3 separate regions of the Homo sapiens genome follow, and all the other regions are linked to region 2. The links are chromatin contacts, found by Hi-C or POLR2A ChIA-PET in ENCODE. All regions are on one chromosome and are shown on one strand. Each heading gives the region's core, a stretch centred on a gene start or an enhancer-like site at or near the end of the contact. The rest is flanking DNA. Distances are from core to core; before and after follow the strand shown.

Region 1 (4,560 bases), core at 939-3,438, 690 kb after region 2:
TTGGCCAAGCTGGTCTCAAACTTTTTGCTGTCATAATTGTTGTAACTATTGTTCCTTTTGCTGAGGTAGGGCCCCCAGACCAAAAAAAATAAATCTTAGAATCCAAATCAGTGTGTTGGTTTGACCACTGTCACTTGAGAACCACAGTGTGACCAGGGCCTCAGGAGTAGAGGTGATCTCTGCTCGAAAGAGAAATAGAATGAAAATATTCTCCGGGCCAGGCGTGGTGGCTCATGCCTGTAATCCCAGCACTTTGGGAGGCCAAGGCATGTGGATCACCTGAGGTCAGGAGTTCAAAACCAGCCTGGCCAACATGGTGAAACCCCGTCTCTACTAAAAATACAAAAAATTAGCTAAGTGTGGTGGCGCATGCCTGTAATCCCAGCTACTTGGGAGGGTGAGGCAGGAGAATTTCTTGAACCCGGGAGGCAGAGGTTGCAGTGAAGCGAGATCACACCACTGCACTCCAGCCTGGGGGAGAGAGCGAGACTTCCTCTCAAAAAAACAAAAAACAAAAGAATTAAGCAAATTAGACATTGCAGAGAGAACCTGAAGGGGGTCAGACCACGTACAGATTTCTGTGCCACATGCCAAGTACTTCTGAGGCATGACTGGATGAGCTGTCCACATCTGAAATCATCCAGTCTTGTTCAGAACTTTCACACCGGACAGGGAGCCAGGACTGGAATGCAGTCTCCTGGTCACTGGCCAGAGAGTTGGCCTGACCCTGAGACCAGTGGCCAACAAAGGAGCTGCTTAGTCTACCTCCCAGGAAATCCCAGGTGCTTGTCTTCCTGGGAAGTGAATCATTGGCGCAGCACTCCGTATTTTCTCCTCTTCCCAGGGGAAGGATCCTAGGGCAGTATTTGGGAAAGACATGGGCATGGAAGGACACCGGGTGAATGCATAGCCTGCCTGGTTCTGAGCTCTCATGGTAAGGCTCCTACAGACACGGAAAAGATGGGGGCACAGGGACAGATCAGTAGGGTCAGAGCATCTCAGGGACCGAGGGCAATATGGTCCTGAGCAGGGATTAAGAGCTTGGGCTCTCATATGGTGTTTCTGGGCTCAACTGCCAGCTCCATCACTTACTGGTTGCTGTGACCATGGGCAAGTTATTCCATCTCTCCATATCTCTTTCCTCACTTTTAAAATGGAATAATGGGGTACCCACCTCCCAGGGTCACAGAGAGGCTTACAGAAAACGATTCTTGTGAATTGGCTTGCAGTAATAATTCAATACCTGCCAGCTATTCTTATTCCACATCCAAGCCCTTTCGCCTGCTGCTGGGTGAAAACACATGTCAGTGTTTCCTGACGGTTTCCACAAAGAAGATTCCAAAATTACAACCTGCCAGTCTGAAGAATCTCCAAAACATCCCGCACGCATCCTGGAGGCGCGGGCTTGGGGATGGGACTGCCCGCCCGGGTCCTGAACAGGATGCGTGCGCGCAGGCACACACACACCAGCCAGCCTGTGTGTGCGGCCGGAGTCCGGTGCGGTCCCGGGTGAGCAGCGCGTGGCTGGTGGGCGGGGCAGAGCCATTGTTCGCAGGCGTACCGAGTCCCCCGCGCTCGCCCGGGAGGGAGGCGGGGCTTCCCGCGTCCCCCAAGCTCCAGATCCTGGGGTGGCTGCCACGTCTCCCTGCCACGCGCCTGGGGGGACGGAAGACGGGACGGAGATGTTAGTGGTGGGCGCCCCCCGAGGGTTCACCACTGTTTCCTGAGAAACTTCCCCAGTGCCCACCCACCCGTTCTCCGTGTGCCCGAGGGCCGGTCCTGGGCTAGGCTCCGCGCCCCAGCCCCAAACCGGGTCCCCAGCCCCTTCCAGAGAGAAAGCTCCCGACGCGGGATGCCGGGCAGAGGCCCAGCGGCGGGTGGAAGAGAAGCTGAGAAGGAGAAACAGAGGGGAGGGGGAGCGAGGAGCTGGCGGCAGAGGGAACAGCAGATTGCGCCGAGCCAATGGCAACGGCAGGACGAGGTGGCACCAAATTCCCTTCGGCCAATGACGAGCCGGAGTTTACAGAAGCCTCATTAGCATTTCCCCAGAGGCAGGGGCAGGGGCAGAGGCCGGGTGGTGTGGTGTCGGTGTCGGCAGCATCCCCGGCGCCCTGCTGCGGTCGCCGCGAGCCTCGGCCTCTGTCTCCTCCCCCTCCCGCCCTTACCTCCACGCGGGACCGCCCGCGCCAGTCAACTCCTCGCACTTTGCCCCTGCTTGGCAGCGGATAAAAGGGGGCTGAGGAAATACCGGACACGGTCACCCGTTGCCAGCTCTAGCCTTTAAATTCCCGGCTCGGGGACCTCCACGCACCGCGGCTAGCGCCGACAACCAGCTAGCGTGCAAGGCGCCGCGGCTCAGCGCGTACCGGCGGGCTTCGAAACCGCAGTCCTCCGGCGACCCCGAACTCCGCTCCGGAGCCTCAGCCCCCTGGAAAGTGATCCCGGCATCCGAGAGCCAAGATGCCGGCCCACTTGCTGCAGGACGATGTGAGTTTCCCAGCCTGGCCCCGTACCGCCGGGTCGCAGGCGCGGGCTGGGCTTCCAGGGGACGGGTTGGTGGCAGAAGAGAGGGGAGAGCTCCGCGGAGGACTTGGTCATCTTTTTCGAGTTGTGCTGCCTTCCGTGAGTTGGGAATGTGGATTGTAATTTGGGGACTTGAGTCTCCAACTTTAGTTTCTTAAGCTTTAAAGAAAAATCCGGTCGTGCTGGTGCTTTTATGAATTATGCGGGTTTTCCTTTGTCTTCGTGGGGATGTGAGTGCTTTACTTCTCCTTCCTACTGCCGCCTCCCGATAGGTTTCGCGCCCCTCGTCCCCCTCGCCCTCCGCCCCTAATGTATCTGTACAGTTTCAGGGAACTTTTCTCCGTTGCGTCTCGGATACACCCTACCCTCAGTGAACTACGGCGCTGCGGAAGGGTCCGTACTGTCCACCCTTCCCCCAGCGTGATTAGAGAGCGGAGTGGCCCCAGCTGCCTCCACGTGTCTCTTCTCCTGACTCTCCTCTTCCTCCCCCTTCCAGATCTCTAGCTCCTATACCACCACCACCACCATTACAGCGCCTCCCTCCAGGGTCCTGCAGAATGGAGGAGATAAGTTGGAGACGATGCCCCTCTACTTGGAAGACGACATTCGCCCTGATATAAAAGATGATATATATGACCCCACCTACAAGGATAAGGAAGGCCCAAGCCCCAAGGTTGAATATGTCTGGAGAAACATCATCCTTATGTCTCTGCTACACTTGGGAGCCCTGTATGGGATCACTTTGATTCCTACCTGCAAGTTCTACACCTGGCTTTGGGGTAAGCAGCCTCCCTGTCCTCCTGACCTAGTCCTCCAGGTACTCACTGCTCTTTTAATAAGGTAGGATCTTACAGAGGACACCAGCCCCTCCCAGCCTCCCGGTTGGGGTTTTTCTCAGGCATTTCTCTTTGGTTGCTTCAGGCCTAGTGGGCTGGGAAGAACCTGGGGGTACTGAGATGCAGGACTGTCAATGCTGGGGGTTGAGAGCTTTGGAACCTTGTGCTTGTGGGCTTTGAAGTGTGCTGTGCTGGAGAGTCAGCTTTCCCTGAAAGAGCTTTTCTGTTTGAGTCATTTGCTTGGCTGCCTGTCCCACCCCTGCCAGCCACAAAAGAATCAAACCCCTCTACCTGGGAGGCATGGGAACATGGTACTAAACCATTGGCTTTCTAGGGTTTGTGTTGAGCAATCATAGGCTAGCACAAGGGAAACTACTCAGGGAGAGAGTTTATTGGAAAGGGAGGAGAGAGCTCATTGGAAAGAGAGGAAAAGAGAGGTTGTTATCCACAAAACTATTTTGACCTGACCCCTTGGCCAGACCAGGCTTCTTCGTTACAGAGGAAGATGAAGCTCCCGTGCAACCCAAGTCACACAGGTGTGTGTTGCTCTGTTACTCTACATTCCAGGGTGCTGCACATACCAGTCAACAAAATGCTCTTAGAATGAAATCAGGCTGAAGATATGTTTCATGTTCCATCCCCCGTCCAGCCTGCTTCAGGCCCCCCTACTGATGCCATGAAGTGCCAAGAATTCTGCACCTTCCAACACCAGTCCTACCCATCCCTCCTTGCCAGGGACATCGAGGCCAGGCCAGAAAAGAGAGCCCGGTCTTGAGGCTGCTGTAATGAGGGAGACAGTTCCCAGTTTGTCCCCGACCTGCCCTTAGCTCAGCTCTTTCAGGGACCTGTTGGTGTGGCCTGATGGCATGGCCCTGCCCCCTGGATACACACATGCGCTTTGCAGGCTTTTTCACCTCTGTCACTATGAGCCTAAGTTGGGAAGGGAAAGCAGGGAGCTCTGCAGATCCAGGGGCCCTGCACTGCTACTCTCTAAGGGGTGGTGAGCCAGGACTTCTGGTGTGGGAAACTTTCTGACAGCTCGCTCTTGAAGGGTAGTTATGCAGAAGGGCTGGTAGGCCAAGTTTTAGCTGTTTCCCTCAGGACCTCTTAGGTCTTCTGAAGATGGTGAGATCTGGTTCATTGAGCTTTTGTTTCCAGAAATCCTCCAGGTGCTACAGTGAAATGCAACTGAGAAGAGCCC
Region 2 (4,437 bases), core at 291-2,790:
TGAGCCCAGGAGTTCAAGACCAGCCTGGACAACATAGTGAGACTCCATCTCTACAAAGAATTAAAAAAAAATAAGCTGGGCATGGTGGCACGTGCCTGTAGAGCCAGCTACTCAGGAGGTTGAGGTGGGAGGATCGCTTGCTCAGGAGGTCGAGGCTGCAGTGAACCACGATCGCACCACTGCACTCCAGCCTGGATGACAACAGAGTGAGACCCTGTAGGTAATTAAGTAAGTAAGTAGTTTTCCTAATGTCCTGACAGGCTTTGAGTCGGCCAAATGCAAGTGATGGTGACTGACTCCCTTGTCATAGTAAGCTTTGAATAAATAAAGCATTTGGGTGGTCTTCCTCCCCGATCCCCCCCATTCATTCATTTGCTTATTAATTATACATTAGTTGTGTTTTATCTGCCAGGCAGTGGCCAGTATTGGGAATATGTGGAAGCAAATAGTCCCTGCCTTCAAGGATATTCTGTCTAGTGGGACAGACAGACAGACATATACGTATAATAGTAATTCAACGTGCTAAGTGAAACAATAGGCATGTATAAAAAAGGTGTAGTAGGTCAAGTAGGGCTTTTAGGGGAAGGCGACCCTTAAGATGGGTGGTAAGGGATGAGTAGGAGGTGATTTGGCTAAGAGGCTGGGACGGTTATTCAAGGCAGGTGGAGGGGCAGAATGAGCAAAACAGGACGCGTTGCTGGAGCGTGGTAAGGAAGGCAAGTAGCGGCAGAGGACGGCGGTAGGGCGGATCGTGGGGCGCAATGGATGTGCCACGTTGGAAAGAGCTTGGACTTTATGCCGTCCTCCTGGAAATGAGATAACGGCTGGTGTAAGCAAGAAAGAAACACACACACACCCACGCGCGCGCGTCGTTTCCTTTGTGTTACTGTAAGGTCAAGGAGGGCGGCGACACAGAAATTCATGATGACTGGCATAAGCAGACATTCAATGAATGAATGAATGGACATAAGCACTTTGGTGTAAACGTCATTGTCTTCGATTTCTGTTTTCTCACGGGGCAAGACAGTGAGGTCGGGGCATCAGTTTGGGAGGTGATAGGGAAGGTTTAAGGTGAGAGAACTGCCATTCTGGTAGGGAGGGTCAGTGGGCACAAAACCAACAATAGGTTATGGGCAAGGGATGCGCTTCGGTCGCGAACACCCTGAACCCACCTACCGGAGCTACTCTGTCCCAGGAGCGGCCGTGGAGAAAGCAACCAGCCGAGAGTTCGCGCCCCAGGGAGGGAAGCGGGCACAGGGCCGCCCAGCGCCACTCACCTGTGAGCTCTCCGCGGGCCCTGCAGGCGGAGCCTCGGTACGACGCCTTTCCGATTGGGCGCGGCTCAAAGTCCCGGGGCGGGCATCAGAGGCCGAGCGCTCTAGGGGATTGGCCACCCTGGCGGACGGACGTGCTGCTGACCGAGCTGGTTCGCCCCCGGTTCGGCTCGTGGAGAGCCGGCCCCTCCGTGAGTCTTCTGTCAGTCATTGGCTCCCTGCGGTTTCCTTGGGGACGTGGCGCCGCCGCCGGCCGGGCCCTCCTTCCGGCTGGGCAAGGGGCCGCGGGGAGCAGCTCGGGACTGAACCGAGAGGTGCCGAAGGAACCGGCGGGCCGCTTGATCCCGTGAGTGTGGGCGCGAGAGGGCTGTGGGACCCGGAGGGACGGGGAGAGGAAGCGGGACCCACACCCCGCCACCTGGGGACGACCGGTTCCTAGAGGACAGAGCTGGCCCACGAGAACGCCCCGCTCCCAGGATGCCCGGGTAGGGTCCCCTGGGCCTGAGGAACCAGAGCAGACGGAGCGGGAGCCTGGGGAGGAGGTGGGAGCCGTGGAATTCCCGTGCAGGTTTGTCTCGTGGGCTCAGTCGGACAGAAGCCTGAAATCAAATCTTTCTAGGCTGCAGACGTAGGAGATGCCTGGGACAAGGAGGCCACCTTCTCAGGGCAAAAGAAAAAGAAGGTGACAGGCGTTGAGACCACCGAAGGGAACCCATGGCTAGGTAAGGCTGCACACTTTCCCTCCGGCTGGGAGCACGGCAGAGGATGGCAGGCAGGTTGGGGGGCCCTGGGAGGCTGTCCCAAGTGAGGTTTGCCCTGGAGCTGCACTTGGACTTTGTATTCTGGTTAGTTGGATGCAGAGACGATCAAAGTTGTATTATTTCGAGGGCTGATAAATAATAGTTTCTAGCCCATAGACCAGGAGTGGTAGAGTGAGTCGGCTTGCTCAGCTCTGTAAAGTGCAAGGTTGTAACATTGATTCAGATTCGCATCTGAGCAAGGCTAGGTGCCACTTGAGGAGGTTAAACAAAGAAGTTTTTTTGTTTTTTGTTTGCAGTGAACTTTAAAAGCAGACAGACCGAGGTCCTTTTGAATCAATATACAAAGTGAACTTCACAGATGAATACACTTATCCATACATTATAATAACCTGAAGCTTTTAAAAAATATTAATGTGGATCTACATGCACCAATAAGGGAAAGTTATAAAATAAAGTGGGGGAAAGATGCAGAACAGCAGGTATGGTGGACTACCATTTGTGTAAAACCGAGGGAATGGATACGCACACACACACACACACACACACACACACACACACAGAGATATATTACTGTAAATATATTGGTGTATATTTATGCTTGTGTATCCGTAGAATATCCCTGGAAAGATACACAGCAACGGCCAGGTGCAGTAGCTCACGCCTGTAATCCCAGCACTTTGGGAGGCCAAGGCAGGCAGATCACCTGAGGTCAGGAGTTCAGGACCAGCCTGGCCAAGTAGAAACCCGGTCTCTACTAAAAATACGAAAATTAGCCGGGTGTGGTGGCAGTCACCTGTAATCCCAGCTACTGGGGAGGCTGAGGGAGAAGAATCGCTTGAACCCAGGAGGTGGAGGTTGCAGTGAGCTGAGATTGCGCTACTACACTCCAGCCTGGGCAACAGAGCAAGACTCCATCTCAAAAAAAAAAAAAATTACACAGCAACTGGGTAGTAATGTTTGCCTCTGAGAGATTGTGGGGTCAGGGCAAGAATCACTTTTCACTATACAATATATCCTTTTAAACTGATTTGTCTTTTACTATGTGCTTGTATAATCTGGTAAAACATTTTTAAAATCAGTTAAATAAATTTTCTGACCATCCTGTTTCTTGACAGAATTCTTGGTTGGGAATACTGTAGTTGCTCTGATTCTCCAATGTTATGAGGTTGCCCAGGGAGACTGGTGATCTTTTCACTAACATGAGATTAAGTCTTTGAATTGCACTCAAAGTGCAGTTTGGAAAAAGGGCAGATAAGGCTTTTCTGATATATATAGTAGAAGCACCATGAGCTTCTTCTAAAATTAGAGATGACAAGAACATTTAGACTTCTGTTGGCATGGATTTTTGCCTTTATTAGGAGGGTTTTATCCAATTTTAAAACGATATTTAAGCACTCAGTTGTAGAAATGTTTCAGACTTACTAATGTTTGTCTAATTTCAGGATCAGTTTTTCCTACCTCTGCCCAGCCTCCTGGTACTTCACTGTGCCCACAGTGAGTCCATTTCTCCGTCAGCGGGTGGCATTCCTGGGACTCTTCTTCATATCCTGTCTCCTTTTACTTATGTTAATCATAGACTTTCGACATTGGAGTGCTTCATTACCACGAGATAGGCAATACGAAAGGTGAGTCAGCTTTAGATTTTGGCACTCAAGTCATAAATATTTTCATAAGCTGTTTAACACACTACTGACTTTGACCCTTTTGGGTGATACTGTACTTTTATTAGTAAAATTGCATGCCATTTATTACATAAAGAAGATTTTAAGCCCTATTTTGGCAATATGCAGTTTGGTACAGGAATACTGATACTGCATGAAAGGCATCTTTGTGTTTTCTTGTTTTGGTGGGCTGAAACTTATTGTGTGTATAAATGTTTAGGACTGTATTATACCTTTATGAATGGACCCCTTTATCATTATTAAATGATTTTCTTTATCCTTGATTATATACTTTGCTCTGAAATCTACTAGTCTGGTATTAATATAGCTACTCCAACTTTCTTTTGATTAACATTAGCATGACAGATATTTCTTCTATAGTTTTAGTTTTAGCCTATTGGTGTCTTTATATAAGTGGGCTTCTTGTAGTCAGTGTTTGGTTGGGTCTTGTTTTTTTATCCAATCTGACTATCTCTGCAGTTAATTGGGGTGTTCGGGCCATTTATATTTAATCTGATTATTTAGTATGTTTAGTTTTAATCTTGCTATGTGTTTTTCATTTGTCACATTTGTTCTTGTTCTTTTTCCTCTTTTTCCCTCTTCTTTTCAGTTGAGCACAGTTTTTATGTTTCCATTTTATCTCTCATGTTGGCTTATTAGATATAACTTCTTCTTTTTTTAGTGGTTACTTTAAAGTTTATAGTGTCATCTTTAATTATCACAATCTTCCTTCAAGTAATA
Region 3 (4,590 bases), core at 41-2,540, 870 kb after region 2:
GCTAAGCTGGGTTTTCCCCAACAAATCCAGGTTCATCTGACACTGGCTTCGAACAAGGCTGCTCTTGTCCACAACATAAGAAAAAACAGGAAATGATGACAACTAGACATATGCTACAGAAAATGAGTGTATAACAAGAAGAATAGAAGTTGCTGAAACCAAGATTGAAAGAGTGACATTAGGACAGGAAATAAAGGCGATGATAATCACTTCAGATAATTAACCATTGGGATGTTATGTGGGTATGGATACGGAAGAGTGTGGAAGGGATAGGATAACATCAACTGGAGTACGTAAGGGGGCTGGCTGTTTAATCTGCTTAATAGTTGCTACGATTTCCACAGCACTAACAGAAAAACATTTTTTTTAAAGAGACATACACACAAATATAGAGTACTCCGTTTACAAATAAGATTCTCATGACAGGAGTCCAGCTCCAGCCTGGTCACATGCCTGGATGACAGCACCTGAGCGCAGCAGATGCTCAATCTAAATGAAACTCGACGCTCTGGATAGAGCCAAGGAAGGCTCCTGCTATTCGGGGGTCCTCGAGGGAGCCATTAAAACCTCGGCTTCCTCATTTGAGGAAACAGCCTGAGCCAAGGAGAAAATTGAAGTCCTCTCAGCTGCAGCTGCTCACCCACCCCCCTCCCACCTCCCTCCACAGAGAAAAGCACCCACTCCATTGACTCTGAGGGGTCACGAGAAGGTTCGGGAAAAAGGGTCACAGTCAAGCCACCCAACCCAGCCGGCCTTCTCCCATCACTACTTGGGTGCGAGCATACCCTCTCTGTCTCACCCCATGCCATCATCCGGGTAAGGTTCGTAGTCTTCCACACGCATATTATACTTCTTGGCGGCGGCGGCCCGTTCTTCTGGGGTCCTAGGATAGGGCCCCGGGAACATGTCCTTGGTCATGTGGGAGGCTAGAACGCAGAAGAGAACAGGTCAGAAGCGAGCCCGCTCTCCAGCCGCTCCGAAGGCTTCAAGTCGCAGGGGCTGCAGAGGTCCGAGCCCGGGACTTCGCAGGATCAGTGCGATCCTCCACCCCATTTTCTGGATATATCAACGCCACCTCCACTCCCTACCCGGAGGCTGCCGCCGCGGCATCTACGATCCCCCCTCCCGATACACCAAATTTCAGGTACCCCCTTCCCACACTGAGGTCTCGCCCGTTCTCGCGGACCTGTCCGTGCGCCCAGCGGCATCACGTTCCGGGATGCCCTTTGCAGCCACTGGACTCCCAAGACCCCGGCCCTGGCCACCGCCATCTTCACCTTCTTCACGTTTCCCTTCTGCACATGCGCAAAGGCCTGTCACGGCGGCTGAGCCGGGCCAAACGTGACGGAGGAAGCCGGGAGTGAAGAAAAGCCGAAGGGTTCAACAGGGGCGGGGTTTAAATACGCAGTTGGGAAGCCAAGGGTTGGATAGAGGCTGGGAAGGATAAGCGGGAAGAAGGGAAAACCAGGCAGGTCTCTGACATTTCAGAATGTTGTGTCCTTTTTCTCCCTGAGCTGACTTAGACCCATCCAGGGATGATGGGAACTCGGAACCTGAGCAACTCAGGTAGACAGCTTAACCACCTCCCCCAGGAGCTGTACTAGTGAAATGAGCCTGTCTTACTCTCTTCTCTGGCTGCTTGCTTTCCTCTCCTTCACGGGCACTTCCTTCCATCCCCAAACATGATCATTCTTCAAATTCACCTGTTGGTCTTGCTTGTTGTTCTGTTCTCCAAATGGGTTGATCTTCACTTAGACGCCAGTGCAACACACAATTCGGCCCTGAATTGGCTCCTTAGTTTCAGTCCGTGTTTCCATCTGCATGTCTCAGTCACCTCAACCCAACAAATGTAAAATTAAACTTATCACCAGAGGCAGCTCTCCAGAGACAGCTTAAAGCCTCAGAGTTGGTAGGACTTGGATAAAACAAATTACAAACCGGCCCATAATGAACAAACTAACTCAACAGAAGAATTGGAGACATTATTATGTTTGCATATGAATGTTTTCACTTGGGATTTGAATAACTTACACATTATAAATATGCACGTATTTCCAGTGACTTTTCAGGTGACCACTGTTTTGGAGCAGAACCTATTATTATAAACATTCTCAAGTATATATCAGAGCAATAAAAATGCATATAAGCTGGGAGCTGTGGCTCACACCTGTAATCCCAACACTTTGGGAGGCCTAGGTTGGAGAATGGCTGGAGACCAGGAGTTTGAGACCAGCCTGGGTGACATAGTGAGACTTCGTCTCTTTTTTTTTAAGTTATAAAAAGTAAACAAATATGGATATATACTATTTAATATATAAATTTTGGGAAGGACTACACAGCAACTTGCTGTCTTGTAAATGACATCACTAGTTGATGTTCAGAATAATTGCACAACATCTGCATTCAACCAATAGCAAACCCTGATCCAATTTAGGTCAAGAAACAGAGTTGATCTAATTTATTTATTTTTATTAAGATATTATTCACATACCATAAATTCACCCTTTTAGGCCGGGTGCGGTGGCTCACGCCTGTAATCCCAGCACTTTGGGAGGCTGAGGTGGGAAGATTACTTGAGGTTAGGAGTTCAAGACCAGCCTGGCCAACACAGCAAAAACCCATCTCTACTAAAAATACAAAAATAGCTGGGCATGGTGGTGTACACTTGTAATCCCAGCTACTCAGGAGGCTGAGGCAAGAGAATCACTTGAACACAGGAGATGGAGGTTGCAATGAGCCGAGATCACGCCACTGCACTCCAGCCTGGGTGACAGGGTGAGACTGTCTCAAAAACAAAAAACAAACAAACAAAAACAAAAACAAAAAAACCTTTTAAAGTGTACAGTAGTTATTTTTAGTACATTTACAAAGTTGTGCAATCATCATCACTATCTAAAACATTTTTATTGCTTCCGAAAAAACCCATACACATTAGCACGTTGCCCCTACCTCTACCCACTGGCAACCACTAATTTACTTTCTGTTTCTATGGATTTGCCTATTCAGACAGTTTATATAAATGGATCATGCAATATGTGGCCTTTTGTGTCCATTTTCTTTCACTTAGAATAATGTTTTCAAAGTTTGTCTGTGTTGTAGCACATATCAGTACTTCATTCCTTTTTGGGCTGTATAATATTCCATTATATGAATGTACAGTACAATATTTTATTTATACATTTATCAGTTAATGGACATTTGAGTTGTTTCTGCTTGTTTGGCTATTGTGAATAATGCTGCTGTGAACATTCTTGTATAAGTTTTTGTCTGGATGTATGCTTTCTATTCTTTTGGTTATATGCCTAGGAGTAGAATTGCTGGGTCATAGGGTAACTCTGTGGTTTAACTTTTGAAGAACTGCCAAATTGTTTTTCAAAGCAGCTGTGACATGTTACATCCCCATTAGCAGTGTGTGAGAGGGTTTCAGTTTCTCCACATCTTTATCAACACTTGTTATTGTCTCTTTTTAGTATCACCATGCAAGTGCCTGTGAATGGTACTTCATTGCAGTTTTCATTTGCAGTACCCTGATGACTAATAATGCTGAGCATCTTTCCATGTGCTTATTGGCCATGGTATACCTTCTTTGGAGGAATATCTGTTCAAACCCTTTGTTCATTTTTAAATTGGTTTGTCTTTTTATTGTTGAGTTGTAAGGATTCTTTATGTATTCTAGATACAATTCCCTGATCAGATACACAATTCATAAATATTTTCTCTGACTCTGTAGGTTTTTTTGCTTTTTTACAGTATCATTTGGAACCCTGTGTTTATCAGGAAGGGGTGTTGGGGTTTGTCAAAAGCTTTTTCTGTGTCTATTGAGATGATCATGTAGGGTTTTTTCTTTTACTAATATAGTGTATTATGTTGATTATAAATATTAATCAATAAAATATTGATTACTACATGGTGTGTTATATTGATCATTCTGAGATGTTGAACTGACCTTGCATTCCTGGAATAAATCCCACTTGGTCATAGTATATAATTCTTTTATATGGTGTTACACTGAGTTTGCTAGTATTCTGTTAGGATTTTTGCATCTATATTCATAAGAAATATTGGTCTATAGTTTTCTTTCTTTCTTTTTTTTTTTTTTTGAGACGGAGTATCGCTCTGTTGCCCAGGTTGGAGTGCAGTGGTGCAATCTCGGCTCACTGCAAGCTCCGCCTCCCAGGTTCACGCCATTCTCCTGCCTCAGCCTCCTGAGTAGCTGGGACTACAGGTACCCGCCACCATGCCCGGCTAATTTTTTTGTATTTTTAGTAGCGACAGGGTTTTACCGTTTTAGCCAGGATGGTCTCGGTCTCCTGACCTCGTGATTCACCCGCCGTGGCCTCCCAAAGTGCTGGGATTCCAGACATGAGCCACTGCACCCAGACCAGTGTTAATTTTTTAAAAAATGTTTGGTAGGATTCATCAGTAAATCTATCTGGTCTTGAGCTTTTCTTTTTCTTTTTCTTTTTTTTTTTTCCTGAGATGGAATCTTGCTCTGTTGCCCAGGCTGGAGTCAGTGGCACGATCTCAGCTCACTGCAACCTCCGCCTCCGGGATTCAAGCGATTCTCCTGCCTCAGCCTCCCAAGTAGCT

What was found. Hi-C counts contacts between places; a loop is a spot of excess contacts on that map. ChIA-PET counts read pairs that join two places held with the same protein, here RNA polymerase II (POLR2A). Pooled maps may share reads with other maps.
Region 1: a loop to region 2 is called in a pooled map, with 14 times the contacts of the local background. The contact joins the promoter of SCD here to the promoter of ENTPD7 in region 2. A Hi-C loop is called at or near these places in 4 of 50 pooled maps. POLR2A ChIA-PET finds 5 or more read pairs at or near these places in 2 of 52 experiments (HEK293 and OCI-LY7).
Region 3: a pooled map shows a loop between it and region 2 (4-fold over the local background). The contact joins the promoter of NDUFB8 here to the promoter of ENTPD7 in region 2. A Hi-C loop is called at or near these places in 7 of 50 pooled maps.

The regions. Positions count from the first base shown.
Region 1 is chr10:100,345,045-100,349,604 of GRCh38, forward strand. It overlaps SCD (stearoyl-CoA desaturase), which reads left to right and starts at 2,189. Exons shown (of 6, transcript NM_005063.5): 1 at 2,189-2,487; 2 at 3,020-3,302. The coding sequence starts at 2,461. RefSeq lists silencers at 1,454-1,833, 2,034-2,083 and enhancers at 1,624-2,215, 1,864-1,933, 2,314-2,553.
Region 2 is chr10:99,657,969-99,662,405 of GRCh38, forward strand. It overlaps ENTPD7 (ectonucleoside triphosphate diphosphohydrolase 7), which reads left to right and starts at 1,541. Exons shown (of 13, transcript NM_020354.5): 1 at 1,541-1,620; 2 at 1,894-1,996; 3 at 3,478-3,660. The coding sequence starts at 1,989. It also overlaps a transcript of SLC25A28 not described here. RefSeq lists silencers at 1,220-1,429, 1,550-1,769.
Region 3 is chr10:100,528,581-100,533,170 of GRCh38, forward strand. It overlaps NDUFB8 (NADH:ubiquinone oxidoreductase subunit B8), which reads right to left and starts at 1,291. Exons shown (of 5, transcript NM_005004.4): 1 at 1,187-1,291; 2 at 800-926. The coding sequence starts at 1,271. RefSeq lists enhancers at 1-155, 998-1,580, 1,714-1,763.